Linked DNA regions of Homo sapiens: all the other regions are linked to region 1. The links are chromatin loops, found by intact Hi-C in ENCODE. Cell type or tissue: PC-9. All regions are shown on one strand. Region 1 overlaps SLC41A2 (solute carrier family 41 member 2). Region 2 overlaps CHST11 (carbohydrate sulfotransferase 11). Region 3 has its middle 57 kb from the start of EID3. Region 4 has its middle 68 kb from the start of EID3. Region 5 overlaps CHST11 (carbohydrate sulfotransferase 11).

Region 1 (5,000 bases):
ATACCTAGGAATCCAACTTACACGGAATGTGAAGGACCTCTTCAAGGAGAACTACAAACCACTGCTCAACAAAATAAAAGAGGACACAAAGAAATGGAAGAACATTCCATGCTCATGGATAGGAAGAATCAATATCATGAAAATTGATGGGGATGCCATTCCCATCAAGCTACCAATGACTTTCTTCACAGAATTGGAAAAAACTACTTTAAAGTTCATATGGAACCGAAAAAGAGCCCACATTGCCAAGACAATCCTAAGCCAAAAGAACAAAGCTGGAGGCGTCATGCTGCCTGACTTCAAACTATACTACAAGGCTAAAGTAACCAAAACAGCATAGTACTTGTACCAAAACAGAGATATAACCCAATGGAACAGAATAGAGCCCTCGGAAATAATACCACACATCTACAAGCATCTGATCTTTGACAAACCTGACAAAAACAAGAAATGGGAGAAGGATTCCCTATTCAATAAATGATGCTGGGGAAACTGGCTAGCCATATGTAGAAAGCTGAAACTGGATCCCTTCCTTACACCTTATACAAAAATTAATTCAAGATGGATTAAAGACTCAAACCATAAAAACCCTAGAAGAAAACCTAGGCAATACCATTCGGGACATAGGCATGGGCAAGGACTTCATGACTAAAACACCAAAAGCAATGGCAACAAAAGCCAAAATAGACAAATGGGATCTAATTAAACTAAAGAGCTTCTGCACAGCAAAAGAAACTACCATCAGAGTGATCAGGTAACCTATAGAATGGGAGAAAATTTTTGCAATCTACCCATCTGACAAAGGGCTAATAGCCAGAATCTACAAAGAACTTAAATTTACAAGAAAAAAATCAAACAACCCCATCAACAAGTGGGTGAAGGATACGAACAGACACTTTTCAAAAGAAAACATTTATGCAGCCAACAGACACATGAAAAATGCTCATCATCACTGGCCATCAGAGAAATGCAAATCAAAACCACAATGAGATACCATCTCACACCAGTTAGAATGGCGGTCATTAAAAAGTCAGGAAACAACAGGTGCTGGAGAGGATGTGGAGAAATAGGAACACTTTTACACTGTTGGTGGGAGTGTAAACTAGTTCAACCATTGTGGAAGACAGTGTGGCGATTCCTCAAGGATCTAGAACTAGAAATACCATTTGACCCAGCGATCCCATTACTGGGTATATACCCAAAGGATTATAAATCATGCTGCTATAAAGACATATGCACACGTATGTTTATTGCAGCGCTTTTCACAATAGCAAAGACTTGGAACCAAGCCAAATGTCCAACAATGATAGACTGGATTAAGAAAATATGGCACATATACACCATGGAATACTATGCAGCCATAAAAAAGCATGAGCCCACATCCTTTGTAGGGACATTGATGAAGCTGGAAACCATCATTCTGAGCAAACTGTTGCATGGACAGAAAACCAAACACTGCATGTTCTCACTCATAGGTGGGAGTTGAACAATGAGAATACCTGGAGACAGGGTGGAGAACATCACACACCAGGGCCTGTGGTGGGGTGGGGGGACGGGGGAGGGATAGCATTGGGAGAAATACCTAATGTTAATGATGAGTTAATGGGTGCAGCACAGCAACATGGCACATGTATACGTATGTAACAAACCTGCACGTTGTGCACAAGTACCCTAGAACTTAAAAAATGTATATATATATATATATATATATATATAAAATACAGGTATATTATTTGCAGATTTGGATATTTAAATTACCATTAAGTCATTTATAACACATTTTTCAGCTGCTTGCAAATACCAGATATCTCCTCAGTTAAAGACAGTGGTAAGAAAGTAAGAAAGAGAATGCCGTTGAAGAATGTTATCATGATAAACATGGCAATTGTTATAATGTTACAGAATTAAGTACTATGAGATTCCAGAAGATAAACAACTATTGAGGAAAATAATGCACACTGACCTTTACAATTTTATTTAATTAATTAATTAATTAATTAATTTTTTGAGACAGAGTCTTGCTCTGTCATCCAGGCTGGAGTGCAGTGGTACGATCTTGGCTCACTGAGACCTCTGCCTCCGGGGTTCAAGTGATGGTCGTGCCTCAGCCTCCTGAGTAGCTGGGACTACAGCTACTACAAGCACACGCTACCATGCCCGGCTAATTTTTTGTATTTTTAGTAGAGACGGGGTTTCACTGTGTTGCCCAGACTGGTCTCAAACTCCTGAGCTCAGGGAATCTGCCTGCCTCGGCCTCCCAAAGTGCTAGGATTACAGGCGTGAGCCACCACGCCCCACCTGAAATTTTATTTTTTTAAATTATACAAGGGATAAACTCTCCTTATAAAAGACTTAATCATAATGTGTTGCCATCTAAAGCTTTCGGTATTTCGAATGTTATATAGTGATGCATACATAATTTGACTGGATCAAGAAATAAAAAAAGTAAAATGGAATGTTACTATCACAGATCATGATTTTGAAAAATAATATTATTAAATATTGCTTAGGATTTTCTAATCTTTGTCTTCTGAAAGTTGGCTCAAAGTAATTCAAGATGAATTAACTAAAATAGTCTTTTACATTTTTTCTGTATCATTGATTCTCCTAAAAATATATTTTTTGTGTTACAGATCAATCCCATAGTTAATTTGTTAAAGGTATTTCTAAAGTGTCTGTGTTCAGATTGCTAAAGTGTCTGCTCTGTGCGCACTAGGGGGCCTCCTAAGATCAGCAGTTGGATGCCTAATATTTTTATTCTGAATACAAAGATTAGGAACAGGCACATTTAAATTCCAAGACTCCATTCATCCTGCTGAGAAGCTTCAGGTTTATTTCCTGATAAACTTATAGTTCAAGTTTATTTCCTGAACTATTTTGAAAACACTTAGCAGTCTTTAGAGATAAAAAGAGGATTTTATGATAGCAGTAGGCTTTAGTTATAGAGGCCATGTATTATATAGTGCTCAAAGAACTGGACATTAAGAAAAGTCTTATGGTCTCAATTCATCAAGAAGATATAACAATTGTAAATATATATGCACATAATATCAGAGCACCTAAATATATATATGATCAATTGTTAACAGATATGAAGGGGGAAATAGACAGTAAGACAATAGTAGTAGGGGACTTCAGTACCCCACTTTCAACACTGGAGAGATCATCCAGACAGAAAATCAATTAGGAAGCATTGGACTTGAACTACACTTTAGACCAAATGAATCTAGCAGATATGTACAAAACATTCCATCCAACAGCAGCGGAATACACATTCTTTTCAAGTGCACGTGGAACATTATCCAGGATAGATCATATATTAGGCCACAAAACAAGTCTTAACAAAGAAGACTTTGAGAAGATTGAAATTTAAGAGACTGAAATCATATCAAGTATCTTTGATGATCACAGTGGTATGAAACTAGGAATCAATAATAGGAAAAAAACTGGAAAATTCAAAAACATGTGGAAATTAAACATCATGCTCCTGAACAACCAAGAGGTCAAAGAAGAAATCCAAAAGGAAATTAAAAAAATATATTGAGACAAATGAAAATGGAAACACAACATACCAAAACCTAAGGGACACAGCAAAAGCAGTTCTAAGAGGGAAGTTTATAGCGATAAACACCTGCATTTAGAAAGAAGAAAGATCTCCAATAAACAAGCTAATGTTACACCTCAAGGAACTAGGAAAAAAAGAATAAAGTAAACCCAAAGTTAGCAGAAGGAAGGAGTTAATAAAGACCAGAGCAGAAATAAATCAAATAGAGAATAGAAAAATACATTAACAAAACTTAGTTGGCTCTTCTAACATATAAGAGTGACAAAGCCTTAGCTAGACTAAGAAAAAAAAAGAGAAGACTGAAATTAAAAAATCAGAAATAAAAGTGGAGACCTCAGAAATAAAAAAGATCACTAGAGACGATTGAACAATTTTAAGCCAACAAATTAGATAACCTAGAGGAAATGGATAAATTCTTAGAAACATATACCTGCCAGAATTGAATGAGGAACAAATAGAAAGCCTGAACAGACCAATAACAAATAGTTATTAAAGTAGTAATTAAAATCCTCCCAACAAAGAAAAGCCCAGAACCAAATGGCTTCATGGCTGAATTCTACCAAACATTCAAATAGTACCAATCCTTATCTTCCAAAAACATAGAACTAGAGGAAATACTTCCAAACTCATTTATTTTTATTTTTAGTTTTATTTTCAGAGATGGGGGTCTTGCTCTGTTACCCAAGCTGGAGTGCAGTGGCATGATTATAGCTCACTGCAGCCTTGAACTCCTTGGCTCAAGCAGTCCTCCCACCTCAGCCTCCCAAGTATCAGGAACTACAAGTGCATATAACCATGCCTGGCTAATTTTTAAATATTTTGTTGGAGACAGGGTCTCACTATGTTGTCTAGTCTGGTGTCAAACTCATAGTCTCAAACAGTCCTTCTGCCTCAGCCTCCTGAGTTACTGGGATTACAGGTGTGAGCCACTGCACCCAGCCCAGACTCATTTTATAAGGTCACCATCACCTGATACCAATTTTCCAGACAAAGACACCACAAGAAAACAAAACTAGTGAGGTGTGGTGGCACATACCAGTAGTTCCAGCTACTCTGGAGGCTGAGGTGAGAGGATCACTTGAGCCTGGGAGTTGGAGTCCTGCCTGGGCAACATAGTGAGACCCCATCTCTAAAACAAAAGCAAAGACAAAAATGACCTAAACAACAACGACAACAAAATAAATGAAAACTATAGGCTAATATTTCTGATGAACACAGCTGCAAAAATCTTCAATAAAATACTAGCAAACTGAATTCAACAATACATAAAGAATATTATACATCATGACCAAGTGGGATTCATCCCAGGGATGCAAGTATGGTTTAACATACACAGATCAATCAGTGTAATATAGCACACTGTGTTAAATAAAATATCTAGAAATAACTTTAACAAAGGAGGTGAAATATCTCTACAATAAAAATGATTAAACAT
Region 2 (5,000 bases), 210 kb after region 1:
CCGACACTTTACATACATTAGCACATTTAATGCGTTAAATGTTATTAACCCCTGAAAAGTGAGGCTCAGAGAGGTTACGTGACTTGCCCAGGTTACACAGTATCTGGGTTTGAAAGACCATCCTTTTTATACCATACACAGGCAAGAAGACAAGGGCATTATATCCTAGATATAGAACTGCAAAACCAGTGAGAGAAAAATCTACACTTGTCTCAAGGCAGGGGCTGAAAAAAAAAAGTCTAATCCGTTAGCAAAGACTGACTGAGATTCCTCCGTTAACAGGAAAAGCCATTCAATATTCAATTAATTCTATAAACATTTATGGAACTCTGACTCTTCGAAATTATTCAGGCATTTAATGAGGGACAGTCCTGGGTGGTGGCTCAGAGCAGAGCTGCTGGACTCAAGAGGGCCTGGGTTTGAATCCCAGCTTCACCACTTATAAACTGGGTGATACTGGACAAGAAGTTACTGAACACTTTTTGTTTCTTGGGCCTTGTTTGTTTGTTCATCTCTAAAATGTGGATTGTAACAGCACCTTCCTCGTTAGGATGCAAGGATTAAGTATAAAGTCCTTACAACAATGCCTGGCACAGAGTAAGTGCTATGGCAGGGTGGTTATCATTATAGAAACACTGGTTGTCGTAGAATTAGTGATCTGGTTCGGATCACTCTGACAGACCACTGAGAGAAACAAGGCAGCATTTTAATGAACAGCTAAGAGTTTTAAACACACAAAGTTAGAATCTACCTGGAAATCTTTTACTAGCAGAACAGCTAAGGTTTGATTCTGTATTAACAAACATCCTCCCCAAAGAAGCCAGCAAAAAAATCCTGCTCTGGGACCGCAGTCTGAAATGTACAGCCTTATCTGTGCTGGAAACTGCAGAGAAATCAGACTCAGGGGAGGAAATCGACTAAAACTAAGTGCAGGCCATTCAACAGAGGCCGGGAGAGCTGACAGCAGAGGAAAACCGAGCAGCCATAAAGACACGGGCAGGGAAGAAAGATGCCACCAACGTCTGTGGAGAGGCAAGACTGTAACATGCTGCCTTCTCACTGCTCAGCCAACGTGGATTGATGCAGAACATGTGTCACGAGGCTGACCACATTTAATCTTTCAGCAGCCCTTCCAGGGAATGTTCTGCCAGACTCAGAGAGGTTAAGGAACTTGCCCAAGGTCACACGGCAACAAATTCCAAGTGATTTTAAGTAGGTCGAAAAGTCGAAACAAACGGTTTGTGAATGTGCTGTGCTACATGTTAAATGAGTTGTCTAGGACAGTCTCATTGCCTGGGGTAGCTTCCAATGATGATTATGATGCCATGATGATAATCACCATAAGAATGGTTGATATTTATGGAGTGCTTTGCTAATTGCCAGATAGCACTCGAAGCACTGTACTTACATGAACTCATTTAATGCTCATAACAAACCTATGGGTAGGTACTATTATCATTCCCATTTTACAGGTGAAGAAACTGAGGCCCAAAGAGGGTAAGTTACTTGTCCAAGTCAAATAGCTAAAAATAGGTGTCACCACATGTGTATTTTTGAGAAAATGCTCTAGGCTCACCCTAGAAAGCCTCAAGTCAGTGTTAATCCATGTAACAAACCATTCCATTAACAGGTACAGTAGGCTGAATGGTACCTCCCCAAAAGATAGGTCCACATCCAAATTCCCAGAATCTGGGAATGTGACCTTCTCTGGATAAACGGTCTTTGCAGATGTGATTAAGCTAAGGATCTTGAGATTATCCTGGAGTGTGTGGGTAGGCCCTAAATATTAATGACGTGTCTTTATAAGAGACAAAAAAGAAGACAGAAGAGGGGGCAGCAACGTGTACATGGAGCAGAGAGATGGGGCCCCAAGCCAAGGAGTTTGGCAACTGGGAGAGGCAAATAATAAATCTTCCCTTAGAGTCTCCAGAGGGAGTACAGCTTTGCTGACACCTTGATTTTGGACTTCTGGCCTCCAGAACTGGGAAAGAATACATTTCTGTTGTTTTAAGCCACCTGGTCTGTGGTGATTCATTATGGCAGCCTCAGAAATGGTGGGGCAGGTATGGCCAAGCATCAGGGTTTCAGAGTAATCCTCACGCCTGGGTGTCTGAGTGGTGGCAGCAGGAGAACAGAGGTGCCATGCGGGAGGCATGTGAAATCTGGGGGAGGCTCTTGGCTTGGAAAGTGTAGGAGGGAGAGTCACAGTCAGAATCACGAGCCAGTTTTCCAGCCAAGAAGGCTGCCCAGCAGAGCATACGCTTGTTGCCATGCACTGAGCTGCCCGTCATGGTGAGTAATCTTGCCCCATTGGGAGGTTACTCCTCCCGAGGTCCCTTTGGAGGTGGTGAAGCCAACCATCCTCACATGTTCTATTCCTGAAAGAGGCCAGGGCCAGGCCAGCTTCCAGCTCTCAGAAACACCTGCTCGTGGAATCAATGGCCACAAGGCATGGGATAGCTGATAAAGGGGTTTTCCTTCAAAGTTTTTCATTCTCTGCAGTATTTTGGCAGAATTTGCCAGAAAGCAGAAAGCAATGGTCTCTTTATTCTCCATTTCTGGAGCTATCTGCTCCTTTCGCCCCTCTCTGCAAAGACACTTGCCACAAGACAGCTGGACAGCCGGGCCCCTAATGGAGTCCTGCACACACATCACTCACACGAGCCATTACTCCGCAAGCCAGAGCTGACCTTGGGGAGAGAGGGACAATCCCCTCTCTCCCACACGGTCCACCCCCCTGTGCAGGCCAGACAGGTCTCAGGGAGGTAGGTTTCCAGAAAACGCGCTTCCCTGACATTCCTGGGCATTTTCATTGTCAGGGATGGAGAACTCGAGCTACCCAAATTGTATCAAAACATCTGAAGTCAGAGCAGAAATCTTAATGCTCCTTCCTCCAGGGCTGATCATTACAATATTCCTTAATGGGTAGGACATGGTCACTGACGGGTCAGAAGGAATGCTGCCTGGGAACTGTGCCAAGGCCTCCTGCCAAGTGCCAGTTTTGCCCCATCCCCCAACCACACCCCAGTTATGGAGAGGAAACTGATGAGTCACTGGCCGATTTGCTAACTTCAGTGTCCCAATGCCACACGCCTACAAGGTGACAAAGGGGGTTTCCATTTGGCTGTTGAAAGCCTCTTCTCACATTATGCAAGAAGAGGGCTGGGGGCGGGGAGGAGAGAGAGACAGAGAGAGAGAGAAAAAGAGAGAGAAAGATAGAGATTGGGTAAAATGTCTAAAATTCAAATCATAAGTTCAAGGGGGACTTTCTGTAAGTAAAGGAATCTTTGGTGAATAAAGTATCACCTCACTTTAAACAGTGGCTTTGCTCACACTGTAGGCGTTCTCTAGGCTGCCTGAGATAACTGTCCTGGCCCGTTTGCTGCGAAACCTGTGGGGGAAGCGACAGGACTTCCTAGACCGATCACAGTGCAGTGGGCTAAGAGCTTCCATGATCAAAACCATGATCGCGCTGGTAACAGTAATGATCAGTAGACAGGCATTCCAAGCACTTGATGTGGCTCTCCTCATCGAATATTCTTAACAACCCTAAGAATCAGGGCAAATACTGACCCCACTCTGCAAATGGGGAAATGAAGGCACAGCAAAACCAAATAACTTGCAGAGCCAAGATTTCAACCAAGCAGCCCTGCTCCAGGCTTTTCCCTACCACCCACACCCCATGCTTAGGATCACGGGCGCAGCAAGAAGCCGTGTCCAGTCAGACTGGAGATCACAAGAGGCTTTGCGGAGGAGGGTGTGCCCATGGCCAGCAGACTAGCTGTCAGCTAAAAGGAAAAGGTCATCTGCTCCCACCCCGTGTTAATGAGAAAAGCTAAAACTAGCCATTCTCTACCATCTCATCTCCAGTATTCCAATCTGGTGATTATGTTTTCAGCTCTGAACATGATCTTAGGGCTTCTCACCTGCCCAACACCCTCAGAAGGCAGGGCAGGAAATCCATATGTGGGAAATCAAAGAAACTGAAAAGGCAGAAGCAGAAACACAAAGCTGGAAAAGAGTGTGTGTGTGAGTGTGCATGTATGTGCATGTATGTATGTGTGTGTTTCTGTTGGTGTATATGTATAGGTGTGGGGGGTATGTGTGGGAGTGTGTGTGAGAATGTATGTGTGGGTGTGTGTTTATGTGGGGTGTGTGTGAGAGTGTATGTGTGGGTGTGTATTGGTTTGTGTATGTGAGGGGTATGTGTGGGAGTGTGTGTGTATATGTGGTGTGTATGTATGATGTGTGTGTATGCAGGGGTATGTGTGAGAGTATATTTGTGTGTGTGTGGGTATGTGTGGGAGAGTGTGCATGAGTGTGAGTGCGTGTGTATGGATGTGTTTGTGTGGGAGTGTGTGTATGAGTGTGAGTGCATGTGTGGGTGTGTATGTGTGGGAGTGTGTGTGTAAGTGTGAGTGCATGTGTGTATGGATGTGTTTGTGTGAGTGTGTATGAGTGTGAGTGTGTGTGTGTGTGGGTCTGAACATATGCACTTGCACATGTGTATATGCTCCATGAAGGAGGCTATGTTGGGGGTGGGTGGAGGAAATGGAGGCAGTTCATGGACGGTCTGGAATAGAAAAGCGGGGAAGGACCACCCTGCCCTGGGTGCCGTGCAGAGGCAGAGATTGCTGGTGGATTCAGAGTGGTGGGGAAGCCCCTTGGTTTTGAGGACTCGCTCTGCTACAGCCCTGTTAGCATCCTAAGGACTGAGGAAGTTGGGAGACCACAAGGCCTCTGTGGGCTGCTCTCACCAGAGTGCACCTGGCCAGGGTGGACCCCCCTTCCTCCCTCTCCCTGTGAGGCCAGCAGGCCCTGCAGCAGGCGGTGTGGAGTCCAGATTCTTCTGACTCTCTTGGCAAGCTTCCGCCTCTGTCCAGCTGTTGGCTTAGGTGAAGCTTTAGGAAAGCGAGAGGGGAAAAGGGAACTTAGATTTATTAAGGGCCTCCTCTAAACTAACATTTGTTGAGTTGAGCAATTTCTATGTGCTAAGCACA
Region 3 (5,000 bases), 520 kb after region 1:
GAGCTCTGATAGAGATCAGCCACCATCTCCCTGGAAAATATACTTGAGCACAGGATTTTGCATAAGGTTTCAGAGGCTTCACAGGGGACCCCTTTGGGAGTGAGCGAACCAGGTGAGGAATATTTGGCTGGAGGCCTCTAAGACTGCTTTCAGTTCCAACTTCTGTTCCTGGAGCAATGGTGGCCTCGTGGGGGAAACCCTGAGTCGGAGACCTGGGAGAGAGGGCAACTGAAGATGGAAACTGAGACGGCATGAATAGCACCATCGCAGGGTGGGAAAGAGTCCCTCACGAGCTGTCAGCTTTTCTGTTACCTCAACTGGATGCGAAAGCCCCTTTACCATCTCCCTCTGCTGACGAATGCTCCGCAGCAGAGAGAAGCCTCAGGTTTAGCAACTTCAGCTGGCAACAGCGTCTGGCCAGAATCTAATGCCAATGTTTTGTTTTCACATCTTTTCTTCCCCAAATTCTTTGTTTTGATTGAATTCCAAAAGCCAAAAAAAGTATAAATGGAAATACACAGGAATGTTCCTTAAAAGTGGGCCCCACCCCTGCCCCTAGCCGTGGGTTCTTCTCCCCACAGGTAATCACTATGCACCTCTTCTATGTCCTTCCAGAAATACCTTATGCGTATGCAAGCTACAGAAATAGGTGTTTTTGCATTTATTTTAAAAATTAGTCTGTATGGCAAATCAGACTGGTTTCCATTTATGGTTTCAATCTATGGGTGTCTTTTAAAATAAATGTGTTTCCATTTAAAAGAAGTAGGAATCGCTTTGATGTGCAGTGTTAGTAAATACAGTGATGACAAAATGTATGACCGAGGCACGTGATGACACAGACCAAGAGCTGCGAAGCCCACGGGCATCTGCTCCCAGTTCTGCTCTCCGCAGTGGGGGAGGTTGGAAGGTCTTCCGTTTAGATCCAGGCCCCCTGCTTAAGAGCAGCCCCTGACAATTTCCCTTCTTCACCTAGGAAGGACAGAAAGACCCAGTTGGAGGCAGAGACCCTGACCAAAAAGGCTCAGAAGCGTTTGGGGCCTCTCTGTCTCTATTGCTACATCCAAGGGAATGGCGGTTCAGGTCAGGTCATAACTGATGTGTATTTGCATCCAGAAAGAACGTATCACCTGGATGCCGTCCCTCCCCATGCTGCATGGGGGGCGTGGGTGCAGGTGTGTACAACACACATACGTGTGTGCCTGTGAGCCCAGGGTGTGAGCCTCAGTAAAGGAGAGGAGAAGCTGCAGAAACAAAGCAGTGACTCAAAACTCCCTGTCTCAGCACAGCACTGATCTCTCCAGCAGCAGCATTTAATAGTTATGCATAAAACATGAACACTTATGCATGAATGAATTTCATTATAAATACAATTAATGATATCGTTCTCAGATACAACACCTCATGAATCTAATGAACAAAGTTTACAGAGAGTCACATATCACTCTCTATAACTAAATTCAGATTTCAGGAGAGTGTGTGAGGCAGGACAGGCAAGCCCTGAAATTGGGGCTTAGCCCAGGAAGGTTCTTGGCTTCACTCAGGAAAGAATTCAAGAGCAAGCCAGTGGTAGAAGAAAACAGCTTTACTGAGGCAGCAATGTTACAGCTCCATGTCTGCTCCCACAGAGCAGGCTACCCCACAGGCAGTGTGCTCAGAGTAGAAGCTCAGAGGTCGTTCTGCAGTCATATTTATACCCACTTTTTATTACATGCAAATTAAGAGGCAGGTTATTCAGAAATTTCTAGAAAAGGAATGGTAACTTCCAGGTGTTGCCATGGCAATGGTAAACTGGCATGGCACTGGTGGGTGTGTCATATGGAGAGGTGCTTTTGCCCCTCCCCTGTTTCAGCCAGTCTCCAATCTGGTCTGGAGTTTGAGCCCTGCCTCTAGAATAGAGTCCCACCTCCTACCTCATAAGCAGACCGTCGAAATCAGCCCACATAACTCAGAAGCACGTACAATTCTTATCAACAGCTTTAGGAGCTGTGTTGAATTCCAAAATGATGAGACAACTTTACCATGGCACAGAACAATTCTGAGATTAATTTCAAAAGGGCAAAATAAAAACACACTCAGAAATGCATGCAACTGCCACAAATAGTCACTGTATATACCACTGATCGTCACTTACATAATAACAGGTTTGATTTTCCTAAAGCCACTGGATTCCTGCTCATTCATTGGTTGGAAGGATCATGTGACTCTCCTACCCAGTTGAACTTTGGAGAAACCTACCCGAGCATCTGGCAGAGAGATGTTCACTGGGAGATAAAAGCTCCAAGTTCCAGGCACTACCTTCAAATAAATGTGTGCCTTGCTTCTCAGCAAGCCTTGAGAAGGCTGAGGCCACACCACAGAAAAAATGTGAGTCTTATACATTTGGTAGACACCTATGTAGTTTTTAAAATAGACTTTCTTTTTTAGAGAAGTTTTAAGACCACAGCAATACTGAGCAGAAGGTACGGAGACTTCTATATACTCCCTGCCCACATACATGCACAGCCTCCCCCACTATCAACTTCACCTATCAAAGTGGTCTATTTGTTACAATTGACAAACCTACACTGATACATCACTATCACCCAAAGTCCAGAGTTTACATTAGGGGCCACTCCTGGTGCTGCACATTCTATGCGTTTGCGCAAATGTGTAATGACATGGATCCCCCATTGGAGTATCACACAGAGTAGTTTCGCTGCCCTAAAAAAATCTAGTTTTTATATACCAATTTTTTTCCACTGAGGTATACACTATAAGCTTTTTTCTCATATCATTAACTACTTTCTGAAAAACAAGATTTAAATGGCTATATTAGTTGGAGTACAGACTAAGCAGCTATGTCAGAGACCCAAAATTCAGTGTCTTCAAAGAGTAGTCTACGTAAGACGTTTGTTCTTTCCCACCCAGCAGATGGAGGTGGGGGTGGAGGATGCTACAGGGTGTGGGTCATCAGGGCCCTGGTTCCTTCCAACTTGTTGCTCAGCATCTGCTTGCTTCTTGACTCATCTGCTTGCTCATGGCTGGCCTCCAGCCCTCCAGTGGGTGTCAGGTCATTCACAGATGCAGGGGAAAGAGAAAGTGGAGAGCAAGTGTTTTTCTTACACGGAACATAACACTTTCACATCCATTCTATCCCAGAGCTTAACCACAGAGCAACTTAGTATCATGGAGGCTGGGAAATTCAGTACATAGCTAGGTGCCCAAGCACATTGCTAAAATCTATGTATGTGTAGAGGTTGGGGGGGGGGCGGGGGGAGGTTGTACTACCAAAAAGACAAAGGGAAGAAGGACAGAAGAACAATTAGATCTTTCCAATCATTTGGATAAACTGTCTCCCACAGTTGGATATTTCAATTATTTTTCATTTTTCACTAATATAAGCACTGTGAACACCCTTATACACCTAGCACCCCCTTTGTGCCAGCCACACTATTCTAAGCACTTCATGTGTGTGTTAACTTGATCCTCACAGCAACTCTGGGAGGTGAGCACAATTATTATCTCTATTTTATGCTAAGAAAACAGAGGTACTGGGGGCTAAGTTACCCTGCTGCAGGGGCTGGGCTTGTAACCACTGCTTGTAGGAAAGCCTGCCTGGGTCAGTGCTCTTTCTCTTCAACACCTCTTTATTTCCATTCACTTCCTATTTCCCTCTCCATAGACGGCCCCTCTCATGCGGTGCATGTGTGCTATTCTGCTCGTAAAACATGTACCATGGTTTCATGGGCATACATTTTTAGTACACAGAAGCGGTTATAGGGGGCTCGGTCTCTTTTTCTTTCCACTCGCCTCTACCCATGTCATGAGTACTCCCCAAGTACCGCTCCATCATCTTGCATCTGCCGCAGCCTACTCATCTATTCCCCAGTGAGGGTCATCAGGATGGAGTTCAATTTCCCCACACTGCACACGGTGCCATAACGGGTGTCTTCGTGCACGTTACCTTGGGGATACACAGAATTTCTCTGGGGTTGAGAGCCAAGAGCCGTATTGCTGGGTCATGGGCTACACAGTGCTTGAGGTCTAAACACTGAGCAGCAAACAGTCTCCTCTCCAACCAGCAGGGCCTGACGGTCCCCTCGCCTAGCTCATCATTTGGCATTAACCAGCTTTCTGATGTGTGCAAATCTGATGGCTGTAAAGCAATCTCTCATTATTTTAATTTGCCTTTCTTAATGACTCGCAAGTTTGTACAGCTCTCCTATCCTGGTTGACTTTTGGGTTTTATCTTTGGTGAATAAGCAGTTCAATGTCCTTTGCCCATTTTCTTTTGTGGTTCCTGTCTTCTTGTTGATTCGCCAGAGTTCCTTGAAGTCACCTGGGTCTAAATTCCTTATCAGTTTCAGACACAGAACAGTCCCTTCCCACATGGTCATCTCTCTATTAAACTTTTTCCATGATGGTCTTCGTGAATCAGAACTTCTGGGGCAACTGGCACATCAGTGCTTTGCCTTTTGGTTTGTGCTTGAGACCATGGTTTAAGAAACCCTCACCCACCTCTAGGTCACAGAGGTATTTTCCTATATGTACCATATAAATTTTACGGCTGTACCACATACATTTAGGTCTTCAATATGTTTCAAGTCTGTCTTTGTCATCCAGTGTTAGGTAGGGATCCAGTTTTATAGCTACACACATAGCAAACAAGTTTTCCCAGAATTATCTGCTAAACTGTTTGCCCATCCCCCTTGATTTGCAAGCCCTATAAAATTTTTTAGCTATGTGACCTTATTCACTCAAGCCCATAAACAAAGTGTGTTCCAGTAAAACTGAACACCAAAGTGGAAGCCTGCTGTTCACAGGGATGGACACTAGGAGGCACACCTTCTCTTTTGCTTTGGAGTCACCCCATGCCACAGAAGCCACACAGTGTGAGCCTGGGCAAGTGACTGACTCTGAACTTCCCTTTTTTCATCTAAAAAGTGGGTGTAGGGCCGGGCGCAGTGGCTCATGCCTATAATCCCAGCACTTTGGGAGGCTGAGGCGGGTGGATCACTTGA
Region 4 (5,000 bases), 510 kb after region 1:
GTTCTATATTTTAATAATTTTTGGGTCTTCCTGTGTGAGGCTCAAATATATTTTTTAAAATCCTCTGAGTTTAAAATGGTAGCATTTGCAGCTGAGAAAGTATACACTGAGGGCTGCCAGCTTCAGGAGGAGATGGAACACAGAGTTTCCCGACATTGTTGGAGGTGGGGCTGGTGAACCACACCCCTCTCTTGCCTACTCATGGAGCCTGCCAGGGTCCCAGGGATGGACAGCAAAGTGGCAGCTCATTTTTACAAGAGGTAGGCTGGGGATGAGGCCGGGCGTGGTGGCTCATGCCTGTAATCCCAGCACTTTGGGAGGCCAAGGCGGGCAGATCATGAGGTCAGGAGATCGAGACCATCCTGGCTAACACGGTGAAACCTCATTTCTACTAAAAACTCAAAAAAATTAGCCGGGCATGGTGGCGGGCGCCTGTAGTCCCAGCTACTCGGGAGGCTGAGGCAGGAGAACGGTGTGAACCCGGGAGGCGGAGCTTGCAGTGAGCCGAGACAGCGCCACTGCACTCCAGCCTGGGCGACAGAGTGAGACCCTGTCTCAAAAACAAAAAAAAAAAGAGGTAGGCTGGGGAACGGGAAGCTGGGGACAATGTGCAAGGCTGCCAAGACTGCAGTGCACAAACGAATTTGCCCATCCTTCACAGGGGCTGCTGGGGGACCTCTGCAGACCTCCATCCACCCCCAACCCCAGGGCCTGACCCTCTTCACCCTTGGTGGGAGCTGGCTCCCACAGGGGAGGGATGAGCTGAGCACACTCACTCTTTCTCCTGAGCTCCTTAAATCGGGTAACTCTCTCCTCTCCTGACAGAGGCCGGGATGCTGCTCTCCTCTGGGGGCCCTTCTGCATGGACACATAGATGGAGACCTAAAGCTCATGGGCAAGGTTGGCCAGTCTCTGCTGCTTACAGCTCCCTTCCCCCACCTGACACGCACTCCTAACACTCATCTCCTCTCAAAGCCCAGCCTGGCCCTGCTGGGCTTCCAGGGCCTTGTCAGAGGTCCTTCCGGGCCAGGGAAGTCTTGGTACTGCCCGTGCAGCACCCAGGGGCTGGGAGACGGCTGGAAGTGGCTGGACGGGGAAGGGCAGGATTCTCTCCTCAGCCAGCATCTGCTTCCACCCTGGCGCTGCTGGGACTGCCATTCAGGAAGGTGGTGGATTCCGGGGCAGATGATCAGGAGGCAAATCCCGCTCCCCCAGCTGCAAGCTGATTTTCTGTCACATCATGGTGGCTTCAGCATGGCTGAATTAACTGATTGAATCCTTCCTCTGTGCCAGGCATGGCGCTGGCCTTTTGACATCTTTGCTCTATTGGATCCTCTGAGCAGCTCTAGGGTCCAGGAGCATTCATTGTTTCTCCTTCACACATGAGGGTAGATGACTTCTCCAGGATCACTATGCTAATGGGCAGTGACTGAGTTCAACCCAAAATGTGTCTGACTCCAGAGTTGTAGTTCCCAGCCTTTCTGCTTTGTCGTGTATACAGCACCTGGTAAGCCTTCCCCACCCCCTTCCCTAGTCTCTTTTGCCTTCTTTCCTGAAAATGCATGAATTGCTTTCAAAACCACTTCTTGCATTAACAAAGAGGAAATAAAGAGGTTCTCAAGATGTCTCTGAGACAAGGGGTCCCCAGCCTCTGGGCTGTGGACCGGTACTCATCCGCTCTGTGGCCTGTTAGGAACTGGGCCCCACAGCAGGAAGTGGGGCGAGTCACTGCGGGCAAGTGAGCGAAGCTTCATCTGTATTTACAGCCGCCCCTTATCCCTGGCATCATCGTCTGAGCCCCGCCTCCTGTCAGATCAGTGGTGGCATTAGATTCTCATGGGACCATGAACCTTATCGTGAACTGGGCATGCGAGGGATCTAAGTTGTGTACTGCTTATGAGAATCCAACTAATGTCTGATGATCTGAGGTGGAACAGTTTCATCCCAAAACCATCCTGACCCCCCTCACCCCCCGACCGTGGAAAAAATCGTCCTCCATGAAACCGGTCCCTGATGCCAAAAAGGACTGCTGTCTTAGACCACACAAGACGTTCATAGTCATCGTCAGGAAAAAAGTAGCATCCCTCAACGGCCAGACCTTCCATCTGCTGCTGGTTCACACGTAAGAATCACCAACACTAACACAGCACGTTCTAGAGGCCAGCCCCCGTCCTCGATACCTTACTTACCCAGAGTTAACTTATTTACTAATTAACTTTCCTTACTTCCCTGAGTTAACTTATTTTGTCCTGACAACCACACAAGGGAGGTGCTGCTATTGCCACCCCCATTTTCCAGCTGAGGATGCTGAGGCACAGAGAGGTTAAACAATATGCCTGAGGTTACACAGTAAGTGATTCATCCAGGATGTGAACCCAGGCTAGCTGGTGTTAGAAGCTGCGGGTGTAGCCACATTCCTCTAATTCCTTGTGACAAAGGAAAACAAAGAAGCCCATCCGTTTAGGGAACCAGGATGCTGTCGTGGTTGGCAGTGGTGGTATTTCCGTCAGTCCTTTTGGCATAAATACCTCTAGATTATGTCACAAAACAGCCCCTGGCAACTGTCCCTTATTTCCTAAAAAGGGGTGGCAAGGTGGCAGGTGGGGCTGGCTTACCGAAGCCTTATTCTCCTTCTCAACTAGTAGACTCGCCTTATTCTCAAACCCAAGTTCTTGACCCTTCTTAGCCCCTTTATTGACTCTCCCTGATTCTCAAGTGTCTCCCTGCATAAAACATGCCATTTCCATAATGTGGCCTTTCTTACTTCTGGAGACGTCTCTTCCTCGCAAATATTGACAGAGGCTTTCCCTGCCGCTGAAGTAACACTCGCCCCTACCCAGGCGGCATTCTCTGCTCCCCTGTATACCTTGAAGTGTACCTACAGGGTTGTTCACTGATTTTATTTGCAGGAAGAACTGACAGGCCCCTCGAACTTGGAGCAAACAATGAACAGAACGAGGATTGAAAGAGGTGAGATTTTTAAAGTAAATGCTTTAAAAAGCAAAATGTGTGGTGGCTCATGCCTGTAATCCCAGCACTTTGGGAGGCTGAAGCAGGAGGATCACCTGAGCCCAGGAGTTCAAGACCAGCCTGGGCAATGTGGTGAAACCCTCTCTCTACAAAAAAATACAAAAATTAGCCAGTGTGGTGGTGTGTGCCTGCAGCCCCAGCTACTTAGGAGGCCGAGGTGGGAGGATCACTTGAGCTGAGGAGGCTGAGTCTGCAGTGAGCCTAGATTGCACCACTGCATTTGAGCCTGGATGGCAGAGTGAGATCCTGTCTCAATAAATAAATAAACAAATAAATAAATAAATAAAGGAAATACTTAGACTGCTTAATGATGATTTACTTCAAATCCAAACCTTCCAAATAGGAAAAAAAAAAGAAAAGAAAAGAAAAAGAAAAAAGAAAAAGCAGGCTGCTTTAGGACGATTCACTTTGCTTTCCCTTTTGGCAGCTCTGATATTCTGCATGATGGCTAAATGATAATGAGTCCTTATGACAACTGCTGGGGAGAGACGGACCCTGGATGGGGTGTGGGGCACAGATATGAAACACACATCCATTTTGCCTACCTTCCTTCACTGCCTAGTGGAGTCTCTGCTTTATATGCTGAGATAGACACTCTTCATGTGCTCTATAGATTAGAAAAGCTAAAACTCGGCCAGGCGCAGTGGCTCACGCCTGTAATCCCAGCACTTTGGGAGGCCAAGGCAGGCGGATCACGAGGTCAGGAGATCAAGACCATCCTGGCTAACATGGTGAAACCCCGTCTCTACTAAAAACACAAAAAATTAGCTGGGTGAGGTGGCACACGCCTGTAGTCCCAGCTATTCGGGAGGCTGAGGCAGGGGAATGGCATGAACCCAGGAGGCGGAGCTTGCAGTGAGCTGAGATCACGCCACTGCACTCCAGCTTGGGCAACAGAGTGAGACTCTGTCTCAAAAAAAAAGAAAAGAAAAGCTAAAACTCACTTTGTCAGCTTCCCTTGCAGCTAGGGATGGCCCAGGACAGAGATCTGGCCAATGAGTTAAAAGCAAAAGTGTGTCAGGCAACACCAGGATGGCTGTGTAAAGGGTAGAGAGGCAGTCCTATCTTTCACCCCCTCTTCTTACTGCCTTACTAAATACAGACTTGATGGCTGGAACTACAGCAGCCATTTTGTGACCATGAGGGAAAGAATGAGAAAATTGCAAAGAAGCAGATCCAAAACCTCTGACATTACTGAGATGCTTCTCCAATGTCCACACCCAACTGGCTGCGACTCCTTATGTCAGAAAAATGAACATATATTTGTTTAAGCCCCTGTTAGTGGGTGTTTGTTACTTAAAGCCAGGAACGTGCCTACTTAGGTGTTATTATCTCCATTATTCAGATGAAGAAAGTGAGACCCAAGCCAATGAGTGTCTTGTTGAAGGTCCCATTGTTAACCAACAAAACGTAACTGAAGTTTTTCCATGCTTTGTCCTGGCCTCTCCCCATTATTTCTCAGCTGCCTCCACCAGCCCAGCAGAAATTCCATGCAGCAGAAGAATCTATTGACCATGAATGACTGGTACTTCATTCAAGCAGTTAAGGAGTTTCCCTGGGTCAGTGGTCCAAGTGTCTGTGTGCAGTTGGCTCCCTCAATGTTCATATGTTACTCAGTTGGGCCTTTGTCATTGAAAGCGAAGAGGACATTGTCTTGGCTGTCAGAAGCTTTGGGACTGTTCTTTAAGTCTGGCTTAAGTAATAATCAGTGACCTTTCCCTTCTCAGCTTAGAGGTATGGTTGAGATCAGTCATTGGCACCCCCAGGTCCTGACCACCATCTTACTATACAGTGGCAGGGAAAAGGACAACTGGACATTTACTGTGTCCAAAAGGGATGTAATGACCTTGCCCTCCTTCTGCCTGTGTAAATGCTTGTGTGGACTCATCCCTTACAGGCCGACCCAGCAAGACTTCTCCATTAACTCCCTTCTGCATGCTGGGCAGGGTGGTTTTCTGGATTCTTATCCC
Region 5 (5,000 bases), 290 kb after region 1:
GACCTGCCACCATCTTAGAACAAAATCCAAAGTCTTTCCACGGCCCAGAGGCCCCCCATGATATAGCCCCGCCTGCCTCTGCCCCTCCTCCACCATACTGGTCATCTTGCTCTTTCTCCAAAAAACCAAGCATGAGCCTCAGGGCCTTTGCACTCACTGCTCTGTCAGCCTGGAGTCCCTCTCCCAACACCAACAACTGTTCTCTTCTTTACTCTGCCCTCTGACCGCATCATCAGGTCCCCAGAGAGAGCTTCCCTGGACACACTGTCTCCCATGGCCTCACTTCCTCTCTCTCCTGTTCCTCCCATTCTTTGCTATATTCTTTTTTTTTTTTAAGACAGGGTCTCGTTCTCTCACCCAGGCTGGAGTAAAGTGGTGCGATATTGGCTCACTGCAACCCCCACCTCCCATGTTCGAGCAATTCTTGTGCCTCAGCCTCCCAAGTAGCTGGGATTACAGGCGTGTGCCACCATGTCCAGCTAATTTTTGGCATTTTTAAGTACACAGGGTTTCACCATGTTGGCCAGGCTGGTCTTGAACTCCTGGCTTCAAGTGATCTGCCCGCCTCAGTCTCCCAAAGTGCTGGGATTACAGGCATGAGCCACTGCGCCCCGCCTGCCATATGCTTCTTCAAGGCATTGATTCTCTCCTGTCTTTTTATCTTAAATGCTTTATTGGCTGTTGTCTGTTGCCACCACGAGACCCTAAGTTTCATGAGCAAAAGGACTTGGACTGTCTTGTCTATCACAATATCCTCGGTTCCTAAAAGGGGCCTAAATTCAGGGCTGAATGAATAAATGAATGAATGGAAGTGCCTTTCCCAAAAGACAGGAAACTAAACCGTTTTGAAATACAGTCACCCCAGTCCAAGGTCTTCTAAACTTTCCTGATAAGAGTCATCCGAGGTACTTATTTAAAAAACATATATTCCCAGCCCTTCTGAATCAGATTCTCCTACAAAGGGGCCTGGGAAGCTTCAAGCTTGATGAGCACCCCAGGGGATTTGTATCTTGGAAGAGTCTGGGGATGCTGGATCAGCTAGACATGAGGAACAGGTGCGCACATAGACAGCGCACGTGCAGGCCATCTGGAGAAGAGGAGGGGGAGAAACTGTGCCAGATGGGGCCAACGAGGCCAGGGGCCTGGGTGTAGGTACTTACAAGGGTCATGCGGCACCTAATAGCCAAGGGACGGGCCAGCTAGGGTGAGGCATCTTCATTTATTTATTTATTTATTTATTTAATTTTGAGACAGAGTCTCGCTTTGTTGCCCAGGCTGGAGTGCAGTGGCGCCATCTTGGCTCACTGCAGCCTCCTCCTCCCGGATTCAAGCAATTCTCCTGCCTCAGCCTCCCGAGTAGCTGGGATTACAGGCATGTGCCACCACGCCCAGCTAATTTTTGTATTTTCGTAGAGACGGGGTTTCACCATGTTGACCACGCTGGTCTTGAACTCCTGACCTCAGGTGATCCGCCTGCCTCAGCCTCCCAAAGTGCTGGGAACTTTAAGTCATCCCAGAAAAGGATTTGAGGCCAAACCGAAAAAGCATTCATTTGATTCTGTAGTCAAACCAGAACCCTTGAATAAGTTCTTCAAGGCAAGAAATAATACAACTGCAGTTTTGCTTTTTTGTTATTGTGATAAAATACACATAACATAAAATTTACCATTTTGACCACTTTCAGGTGTCCAGGTCAGTGGCATTAAGTACATTCACATTCTTGTGCAACTATCACCAACTATACATCACTTTGTACTTATTAAATAACAACTCCCCATTCCCGTCTCTCTTGTCCCTGGTAACCCCCATTCTATTTCCTGTCTCTATGAATTTGAATTTTTTTTTTTTTTTTTTTGAGACAAGATCTTGCTGTGTCACTCAGGCTGGAGTGCAGTGGTACAATCTTGGCTCACTGCAACCTCTGCCTTCCAGTCTCAAGCAATCCTCCCACCTCAACCTTCAGAGTAGCTGGGACTACAGACACAGGCCACCATCATTGACTAATTTTTGAATTTTTTTTATAGAGATGGGTTTCGCCATGTTGCCCAGGCTTGCCTTGAATTCCTGGACTCAAGCAATCCACCCACCTCGGCCTCCCAAAGTGCTGGAATTACAGATGTGAGCCACCAAACCCAGCTGAATTAGAATATTCTAAGTACTTCATACAAGTAGGATCATACAGTGTCTGTCCTTTTGTGTCTGGCTTTTTTCACTTAGCGTAATGTTTTCTAAGTCCATCCATGCTGTAGGATGTATGAGAATTTCGTTATTCTGACATATTATTATTCTGAATAATATCCCATCATACATACCACTATTCATTCATCCACTGATGGGCATTAGGGTTGCTTCCACCTTCTGGCCACCGTGACTCATGCTGCTATGAACACGGGTGTTCAGGTATCTATGCAACTCCTGGCTGCGGTTTTGCTTTTTAAGCTGTTTTGCTGGGACGTGGAGCAACACCCTGAGGCGGAGCCCAGAGGCTGCTGGTGAGCAGGTTGGCTGGTGGCCTCCAAGTTGGTGCTGTAAGGATGGCAGGTGGGCAATGGAGCATGGCTGTCATGTACAGAACTTTAGAACAGTGACCTTAGGTCAAACATCACCGGGATGGACTTCAGTCAGCTCTCACTTAACTAAGTCTTAAAGCTGTTTGTGAGCCCGAGGCAGGCAAGGAAGGAATCAAGACATAAGGAAGCCACCTGGGTGGGTCTGGTCTTTGGCGGCAAGACATTGGAATGAGCCAGTCTGTGACTCAAGTCTGGGTCATAGGCTGCAGGAACCCACTCAGAGCAGAGCTCAGTTCTGAAGAAAGCAGCTTCAGCCTTCTGAGGCTGTAACCCGAAAAGTGGCTTGAGAAGGTGACCCCAATATTGTTTGAGATGCCAAAATTGTTTTCTTAAAAACCTAGGATGATTGCAAATGAAGTGCAAAAAATGTCCAGAACTGGTAAGTACATAGACACAGAAAGTAGACCAGCAATTGCCTAAGGCCAGGGGTGGGGATGGCAAGTGACAATAAATAGACACAGAGTTTCTTTCTAGGGTGATGGAAATGTTCTAAAATTAGACTGCGGGGATGCTGTACGGCTCTATAAATATGCTAAAATTCATTGAATTCTACACTTAAAGTGGGTGAATTTTACATGTAAATAGTATTTCAATAAAACTGTTTTTAAAATAAGTATAGAGATGTTTAAGAATCAACCCATAATATTAATATTTTCAAGATTTTGGCCTCTTTGAATAGATCTACATTGCAATACAATATGAAAGACTTAATTGAACAATTTATTTGATTTGAAATTTTAAGCTGAAATCTAAGTTTATATATAATACTAGAGCATTTTAAAAAACCTAATCTCCTCCAGCCCGGGTGACAGAGTGAGACTCCATCTCAAAAAAAAAAAACAAAAAACAAAAAACAAACTTAATCTCTAACGAATTGAAGAGTCTGAAACAATAAATAAATAAATAAATAAATAAATAAATAAATAAATCTTAAGATTCACCATATTTCTAAGTTTGAGGCATTAGATTTCTATTATGTAAATACTTGAGCCGGGCAGGATGGTGAACACATGTAATCCCAGCACTTTGGAAGGCTAAGGCGGGTGGATTGCTTGAGCCCAGGTGTTCGAGACCTGCCTGGGCAACAGGACAAAACCCCATCTCTACAAAAAATACAAACACCACCAAGGTGTGGTGGTGCACGCCTGTAGTCCCAGCCACTGGGGAGGCTGAAGTGGGAGGACAGCTTGAGCCCAGGAGGTTGAGGCTGCAGTGAGCCATGATCCTGCCACTGCACTCTAGTCTGGGCAACCGCTTGAGACCCTATCTCAAAATAAATAAACAAATGAATAAATAAATGCTTGTTCATTAATTGGGCAAATGAAGTATTCAAAAATAACTGTAAATAGATGACATTTTAGATGCAATTTAAATTGTTATCAGAAGATTAAGTGTGTTAAAGGACCAAATATTAATTAAAGGCCACCCTAAATGTATCTGTTGAAGGCTTATGAATAGAAGAGTAAGATTCGAAATTTAAAGGTAGCTTCCTAGATTTGTGAGTTTAATTTTATTAGAAGCCTTTTCTGTATACCACTGTCATCACAGTGACATGAAAAAGACCTCACATTAACAGAGAAGATAACTGATAGGAATTGGCATCTTCAGGCTGGCCTAAGGGGCGGAGGGTGTGAGTGTCTGGGGTAAAGGAGAACCAGCCCCTACCCCAAACCTCAGCATAAATTGTCCCTGAAAACCCCCACAGTAGTAGAAGAACTTTATTGCTGAGAAACTTAAGACGCTGTGGAAAAAACGCAGTTCAAGGAATTGATATTGGCAGTTAACCTGGGGAAGTCCTCATAAATTACATTTTATGTTCACTTAAATAAAACAAGAGAGACAGCACTGCAACACAGATCATATTAATTACATTTTACACACTTCAAATGAGTAATTATAAGCCTTATACGTTTACTTTGCATTTATCCTTCCTTGCCTGCTGAAGAATGTTCCCCTCTCCCTGCAGTTTCCCTGGAATGCTTATACATTTATTTTGCAGTGAGGCAGAAAACATGCCGAAGTGCTTTCTTCCCTGCCTGGCGCTCCAAGTCTGATTTTACAACCTGGACACGCTGATGTCTGCCTCTGGGGTTCCCCCATGGCTTCAGAGACAGAGTAACGTAGCTGCTGGAGAAAGGAAATAGTCCAGGTAACCTTTATTTAAGCTACTCAAGCATGGCGGGGCATTAACTCCAAACCTGCCTCCTCCCCTTGAGTCCAGAAAGCTGTTTAGTTCTGCCCAGGATAATCTCACACTCACACAGTCTTCACACAGTCTGACTGTGCCCAGCAACCCCACCTCACTCAGGCAGGCATCTCGCCCAGGGCTCCAGTCCCTCCCGGCCACACAACCTTTTAAAAGCCCAAGGGATTTTCGCCCATTCTTTGTCCATCTCAAGAGCACCTGGGCAAACCCTGAGCCTACCCAGG

The links. A loop is a pair of places that touch in the nucleus more often than their neighbours do. Peaks named below come from ENCODE experiments on the same cell type or tissue, not always from the same donor. Only the 100,000 strongest peaks of a DNase experiment are listed, where the experiment ranks them.
Region 2: a loop joins it to region 1, with 5 times the contacts of the local background. A loop is called at or near these places in 21 of 110 quality-filtered maps.
Region 3: it touches region 1 in a loop (20-fold over the local background); 3 of 110 quality-filtered maps call a loop at or near these places.
Region 4: it touches region 1 in a loop (10-fold over the local background); 97 of 110 quality-filtered maps call a loop at or near these places.
Region 5: a loop joins it to region 1, with 5 times the contacts of the local background. A loop is called at or near these places in 3 of 110 quality-filtered maps.

Annotation. Positions count from the first base shown.
Region 1 is chr12:104,875,016-104,880,015 of GRCh38, reverse strand. The region is part of intron 6 of SLC41A2 (solute carrier family 41 member 2); the gene reads left to right. Among named protein-coding and RNA genes, the nearest start is that of SLC41A2, 81 kb to the left of the region's middle. In PC-9, a CTCF peak has its summit at 2,699; no DNase peak of the experiment used is centred here.
Region 2 is chr12:104,669,951-104,674,950 of GRCh38, reverse strand. All of the region lies in intron 2 of CHST11 (carbohydrate sulfotransferase 11), which reads right to left. Among named protein-coding and RNA genes, the nearest start is that of MIR3922, 81 kb to the right of the region's middle. RefSeq lists an enhancer at 2,936-3,540. In PC-9, no CTCF peak of the experiment used is centred here; DNase peaks (open chromatin) are centred at 2,220 and 2,970; H3K4me3 peaks cover 1,094 bases; H3K27ac peaks cover 5,000 bases.
Region 3 is chr12:104,358,382-104,363,381 of GRCh38, reverse strand. No RefSeq gene overlaps it. Among named protein-coding and RNA genes, the nearest start is that of EID3, 57 kb to the right of the region's middle. In PC-9, CTCF peaks have their summits at 4,607 and 4,809 (motif pointing right); DNase peaks (open chromatin) are centred at 1,901 and 4,801.
Region 4 is chr12:104,368,996-104,373,995 of GRCh38, reverse strand. No RefSeq gene overlaps it. Among named protein-coding and RNA genes, the nearest start is that of EID3, 68 kb to the right of the region's middle. RefSeq lists enhancers at 444-1,199, 1,200-1,957, 1,958-2,714. In PC-9, no CTCF peak of the experiment used is centred here; a DNase peak (open chromatin) is centred at 2,455; H3K27ac peaks cover 1,634 bases.
Region 5 is chr12:104,586,256-104,591,255 of GRCh38, reverse strand. The region is part of intron 1 of CHST11 (carbohydrate sulfotransferase 11); the gene reads right to left. Among named protein-coding and RNA genes, the nearest start is that of MIR3922, 2.9 kb to the left of the region's middle. In PC-9, no CTCF peak of the experiment used is centred here; a DNase peak (open chromatin) is centred at 2,635; H3K4me3 peaks cover 2,743 bases; H3K27ac peaks cover 5,000 bases.